2 separate regions of the Homo sapiens genome follow, and region 1 is linked to region 2. A link is an interaction called in ENCODE POLR2A ChIA-PET data of the cell type or tissue named here. Cell type or tissue: OCI-LY7. All regions are shown on one strand. Links, peaks and the distances in the headings refer to the core of each region. The heading gives the core; the rest is flanking DNA. Region 1 has its middle 14 kb from the start of DIPK1A. Region 2 overlaps MTF2 (metal response element binding transcription factor 2).

Region 1 (2,914 bases), core at 316-2,815, 120 kb after region 2:
AGGCAGATCACCTGAGGTCAGGAGTTTGAGACCAGCCTGGCCAACATGGCAAAACCCTGTCTCTACTAAAAATACAAAAATTAGTCAGGTGTGGTGGCACGTGGGAGCCTGGGAGTTCGAGACCAGCCTGGGCAACATGGTGAAACCCCATCTCTACCTGACTATAGTCCCAGCTACTGGGGAGGCCGAGGCAGGAGAATCACTTGAACCCGGGAGGCGGAGGTTGCAGTGAGCCGAGATCATGTCACTGCACTCCAGCCTGGGCAACAGAGTGAGACTCTGTCTCAAAATAAAAAAAGAAGAACAACAAAAAAAGAAATACATTACGTTCACCATTGTATAAACTGTAGGATAATTGTTGAGAATGATGGAACACACTACAGAGTTGGGCACAGTGGTATGCACCTGGAATCCCCGCTACTTGGGGAGGCTGAGGTGGGAGAATTGCTTGAACCCAGGAGTTGAAGTCCAGCCTGGGTAACATAGTGAGAATTTGTCTCTAAAAAAAAAAAAACCACCACACACTATTCCAAAATATGGCAACTTGGCATACTGAATATTTTAAGCTGAAGGAATTTGAGAAACAACATGTACAGGAAGGATATTCCGGCCTTCCCTTGAAGCAAGTCATAAGATCCTCATGTGAGAGATGCCCTCCCATACTTGGAGAAAAGGAGCATCCCTATCTCCATTGACACAGGAACACCAAAGGGAATCTGGGTGAACAGGCCATGCCATCTCCCAGTTTATTACATTTAGCTAGCTCATGCTTTTTCATTATCCTTTCACATTTCTCCATGACGCTTTACTCTTCATCAAACGTAGCATAAAAACTCTCAACCGCTTCTTCAGCTCTCATTTCCTTATGAAGTCACCTGTGTCATGTAAAACTTATATTAAATAAATTTGTGTGCTTTTTCTCTTGTTAATCTCTCTTGTTCCACTGGTCCCAGCCAATGAACCTAAGATGGGTAGAAGGAAAATATATTTTTTCTCCCCTACAAGAACATTGTCTACATATCACAATAACACAAGCAAAGCTGGTTTCTGTTTGAAAGTATCTGGTCCTCTTTTATCTTATAGACACTGTGAGTATTGTAATAGCTTTGTTTTTCCCTGGCCACTGGGAAATTCATTTATTTATTTAAATATCTGTAATAAGTTTCCTTTGTACCAGGCATCCAGCTGGGTTCTGCAGATAAAAATGATAAACAGAAATGAACATGGCCTGTGTCCTCATAGAGTTTATTATCTAGAAGTGAAGACAGACATCAATCAAATAATCACATAAATATAGTTACATCTAATTATCAATGATGATGAGTGGGTTGGACTGCAGAGGCATCAGAACTTTTCTTGGAAGTCAGGGAAGACTTCTCTGAATTGAGATCTGCAGGATAATTAGAAGTTTGGTAGAGGATGGGGAGAGGCAAGAAGCATTTTGGGAAGTGGGAACAGCATGTGCATGAGCCACGTGACAGGAGGGTTTATAGGCACTGGAGGAACTGAAAGAAGAGCCCTGTGGCTAAACGCAGAACATTTGAGGGACAGTGGCATTAGCTGAGGGTGGGGCAGAAGACAGGTGCCACTAAACCACTGAACTGTTTTAAATGACTAACCACATGAGCTATGATAAATAACTCAACCTTCCAAAGACTGTTTTCTAGGGTGAAAATCTCTGTTCCTTAAGCACACGGTGATGCTGAACGACCTACTGAGCTACCATTAAAGCTACAAACAAACGGCCAGGCGCGGTGGCTCATGCCTGTAATCCCAGCACTTTGGGAGGCCGAGATGGGCGGATCACGAGTTCAGGAGATCGAGATCATCCTGGCTAACACAGTGAAACCCTGTCTCTACTAAAAATACAAAAAAATTAGCTGGGCATGATGGCGGGCGCCTGTAGTCCCAGCTACTCGGGAGGCTGTGGCAGGAGAATGGCATGCACTCAGGGAGGCGGAGCTTGCAGTGAGCCCATCGCACCACTGCACTCCAGCCTAGCGGAGATCACGCCACTGCACTCCAGCCTGGGCGACAGAGCGAGACTCCCTCTAAAAAAAAAAAAAAAACCTACAAACAAATTTGAGCTAAACTTTCTCTAGGGAACAGCATATTGGAAATTTCCACTTAACTCAGGAGGAAGACTACAGAAAAAGGGCCTTTTGGGAGTTTTCTACATCAGTGGGGTGCAGTGTCAGGCCTGTAGTTCCAGCCACTTGGGAGGAGGGGACAGAGGACAGGAGGATAGCGTGCGTGTAGGGGTTCTGGGATGTAGTGCACTGTGGTCACTGGGTCTCAGCACTGAGTTCGGCATCAGTGTGGTGACCTCCCAGTAGTAGGGGACCACCAGGTTGCCTAAGGAGGAGTGAACTGGCCCAGGTCAGAAACAGAGCAGGTCGAAACTCCCATGCTGATCAGTAGTGGGATTGCACCTGTGAATAGCCACTGCACTCATAGTCAACATAGTCAGAACCTGTCTCCCAAAATAAAATTAAAAAATAAAATAAAAACCAAATTATGGGCTGGGCATGGTGGCTCACACCTGTAATCCTAGCACTTTGGAAGGCCCAGGCAGAAGGATCACTTGAGCCCAGTAGTTTGAGGTTGCACTAGCTATGATTACATCACTGCACTCCAGCCTGGGCAACAAAGCAAGACTTCCTCTCTAATTAAAAAAATAGGCCAGGCGCAGTGGCTCACACCTGTAATCCCAGCACTTTGGGAGGCCGAGGCAGGTGGATCACGAGGTCAGGAGTTCAAGACCAGCCTGGCCAACATGGTGAAACCCTGTCTCTATTCAAAATGCAAAAATTAGCCAGGTGTGGTGGCACGCACCTGTAATCCCAGCTACTTGGGAGGCTGAGAGGCAGGAGAATGGCTTGAACCCGGGAGGCAGAGGTTGTGGTGAGCCAAG
Region 2 (2,914 bases), core at 305-2,804:
AAGTTGAACAACAAAAAGCACATATTAAAAACTTGTGGGATGCAGCTAAAGCAGTAGTTGGAGAGATACGTCTCGAAATACATATAATAGAAAAGAAAAAAAAAGTTAATGAATTGAGTAGCTATCTCATGTTGAAGGAAGAAAAAAGAAAATAAGCCCCCAAAAAGTAGAAAAATAAAAGAACAGAAATTAACACAGAAAAAAAAAAGCATATGACAGAACAAATGGCACCAAAAGCTGGTCCTCTGAAAAAACTAATAAAATTGGAAAACATTTGGGAAATATTATTCATGACGTCTAGGAAGCAGCTGGCTATTAAGATCCACAGCTCAGAAAATCTGGTTTGGAAGTGAAGACTTGGAAGTTGTAACATATTAATAATACGTATTTGGGGCCCTGGATAGAAATGAGAAGTGAAAATGAGAAGAGTAGGACTTTGCTGTATTAAGATAGGAGAGTAAAGATTTATTTGTTCCTTTTCATGACAAAACAAAGAGAAAAGAAAAAATTAAAACACACTCCATCTTCAACAATACATGATGTTCCACGTTCATGTTACATGTGAAATTCTAAATCACAATATATGAAGATGGAAGGCAGATGGAAGAATGAACACTTGTAAAATAAGGAAGAAAATTAAACATAAGTGTCAGCTGAAAGAACAATGAGGAATGAGAAGCAAATCCTTTGCTCTACAGAACCTCAAAAGACTAAAGAACTGTTGACACAAGACTCAAAAGACAGAGGTCAAGTGGGAGCATTAAGAATGGAGAAATAGACCGGGTGCAGGGGCTCACGCCTGCAATCCCAGCACTTTGGGAGGTCAAGGTGGGCGGATCACAAGGTCAGGAGTTTGAGACCAGCCTGACCAATATGGTGAAACCCCATCTCTACTAAAAATACAAGAATTAGCTGGGTGTGGTGGCATGCACCTGTAGTCCCAGCTATTCAGGAGGCTGAGGCAGAAGAATCGTTTAAACTTGGGAGGTGGAGGTTGCACTGAGCTGAGATCACACCACTGCACTCCAGCCTGGGTGACAGAGCGAGACTCCATCTCAAAAAAAAAAAAAAAAAAGAACAGAGAAATAGCCAGGCAGGGTGGCTCACGCCTGCAATCCCAGTCAGTACTTTGGGAGGCCAATGTGGGCGGATCACTGAGGTCAGGAGTTCGAGACCATCCTGGCCAACATGGTGAAATCCCGTCTCTACTAAAAATACAAAAATCAGCTGGATGTAGTGGCGGACTCCTGTAATGCCAGCTACCTGGGAGGCTGAGGCAGGAGAATCGCTTGAACCCAGGAGGCGGAGGTTGCAGTGAGCCAAGATTGCACCATTGCACTCCAGCTTCGGCGACAAGAGCTAAACTCCATCTCAAAAATAAAATAAAATAAAAAGAATGAAGAAATATGTAGAAGTTGGTATAAAAGGACACTTGGAAGCCAGGTGAGGATCACTTGAGGCAAGAAGTTCGCAACCAGCCTGGTCAATATAAGGAGACCCCACCACTACAAAAAAAATTTTTTTAATTACTCAGGCATGGTGGCATGTGCCTGTAGTCCCAGCTTCCCAGCTACTCAGAACACATAAGTGGGAGGATCACTTGAGCCCAGGAGTTTGAGGCAGCAGTGAGCTATAATGGCAGTGAGCTATATAATCCAGCCACTGTATTCCAGCCTGGGTAACAGAGCAAGACCATGTCTGAAAAAAAAGACACTTGGAACCCCCGAGTCACATCTCCTATCCTGTACATCCCATCAGAATATGGAACGTTTATTCTTTCAAGGAATTGAATCAAGGGAAATACAAGGCACAGAGAGGGGAACAGGTAAGGTGCCAGCTGAAAATAGAGGTAAACTTTCTCTATAAATATATTCAAGCCAATAAATGAAAAAGAAAATGTTTTAAATCACCATTTTGCAACACCTAATGAATAAATAGATCTATGCACTGAGCATCAGTAGCTGCTAAGAGCACAGCAAGAGAAACATTACATGCTTCCTGATGGGAGAACCCACAGCACATGTGAAATAGTCTTGCCCACCCCACCCCCCAAAAAGGCAAACCTGAACCTGGTAAGCCTCTAGATCTAGTAAATGCAGAGAAATATGCTCAACTACACAGTGGGGATGCAACAGCAAAATACAGGTTAGGAAATGCACATGACAAATGACCTGGTTTCTCCCACAAATAAACTCCACAGAAAAAAAGAGGCAAGATCTAAGATAGAACCTGTAATTGAAAAAAAATCTTAAAACATATATTTTAAAACTAGTAAATTAAACTACAACCCTCAAAATGCACATCTGAATAATAAGACTACAAAGAAAAAATAATCACCACAGAAGTCAGGATGGAGATTATCTGGGGGATGAAAGGGTTGCAATGTGGGTTTCTGGGTTAGCTGGCAATGTTCTACTTTTGACCCTGGGGTGATTACAAAAGTTTTCACCTTATATAACCAAGATAGAAAATAAGAGAAAACAGATTAAGAAAATTAGAGGACCAATCAGAAATATCCAACATGTGAAAACAGAAAAAAAGTGGAGAAAAAATTATCAAAGTAAAAGAAAACATCCCAGTACTGAAAGAAGTAACCAGATTGAAAAGGCCACAAGTGTCCAGCAAACTGAACAAAAAAAACCTGTTCTAAGAAAATCAAGGACAAAGATACTACGTTTACAAAGAGATAAAAGGGCAACTAACAAGGGACTGAGAATAATAATCATTATAGCAATATTACAAGTCAGAAGACAGTGGAACTATTCACTTAAAAATCTGAGTGAAAAATAAATTCTGGGTGAAAATCAACCTTATAACCAGTCAAATTATCAATCAAGGGACTAAAAAGAGTAAGTAAAGCTGGGCTACAGTGGCACACTCCTGTAGTCCCAGCTACTCCAGAGGCTGAGGCAGG

The links. Peaks named below come from ENCODE experiments on the same cell type or tissue, not always from the same donor. Only the 100,000 strongest peaks of a DNase experiment are listed, where the experiment ranks them.
Region 1: POLR2A ChIA-PET joins it to region 2 with 5 read pairs; 6 of 35 experiments call an interaction of 5 or more read pairs at or near these places.

Annotation. Positions count from the first base shown.
Region 1 is chr1:92,974,394-92,977,307 of GRCh38, reverse strand. It overlaps the pseudogene RN7SL692P. Among named protein-coding and RNA genes, the nearest start is that of DIPK1A, 14 kb to the right of the region's middle. In OCI-LY7, for the core only: no CTCF peak of the experiment used is centred there; DNase peaks (open chromatin) are centred at 878, 1,557, 1,977 and 2,597; H3K4me3 peaks cover 2,280 bases; H3K27ac peaks cover 2,500 bases.
Region 2 is chr1:93,093,817-93,096,730 of GRCh38, reverse strand. All of the region lies in intron 1 of MTF2 (metal response element binding transcription factor 2), which reads right to left. Among named protein-coding and RNA genes, the nearest start is that of MTF2, 16 kb to the right of the region's middle. In OCI-LY7, for the core only: no CTCF peak of the experiment used is centred there; no DNase peak of the experiment used is centred there.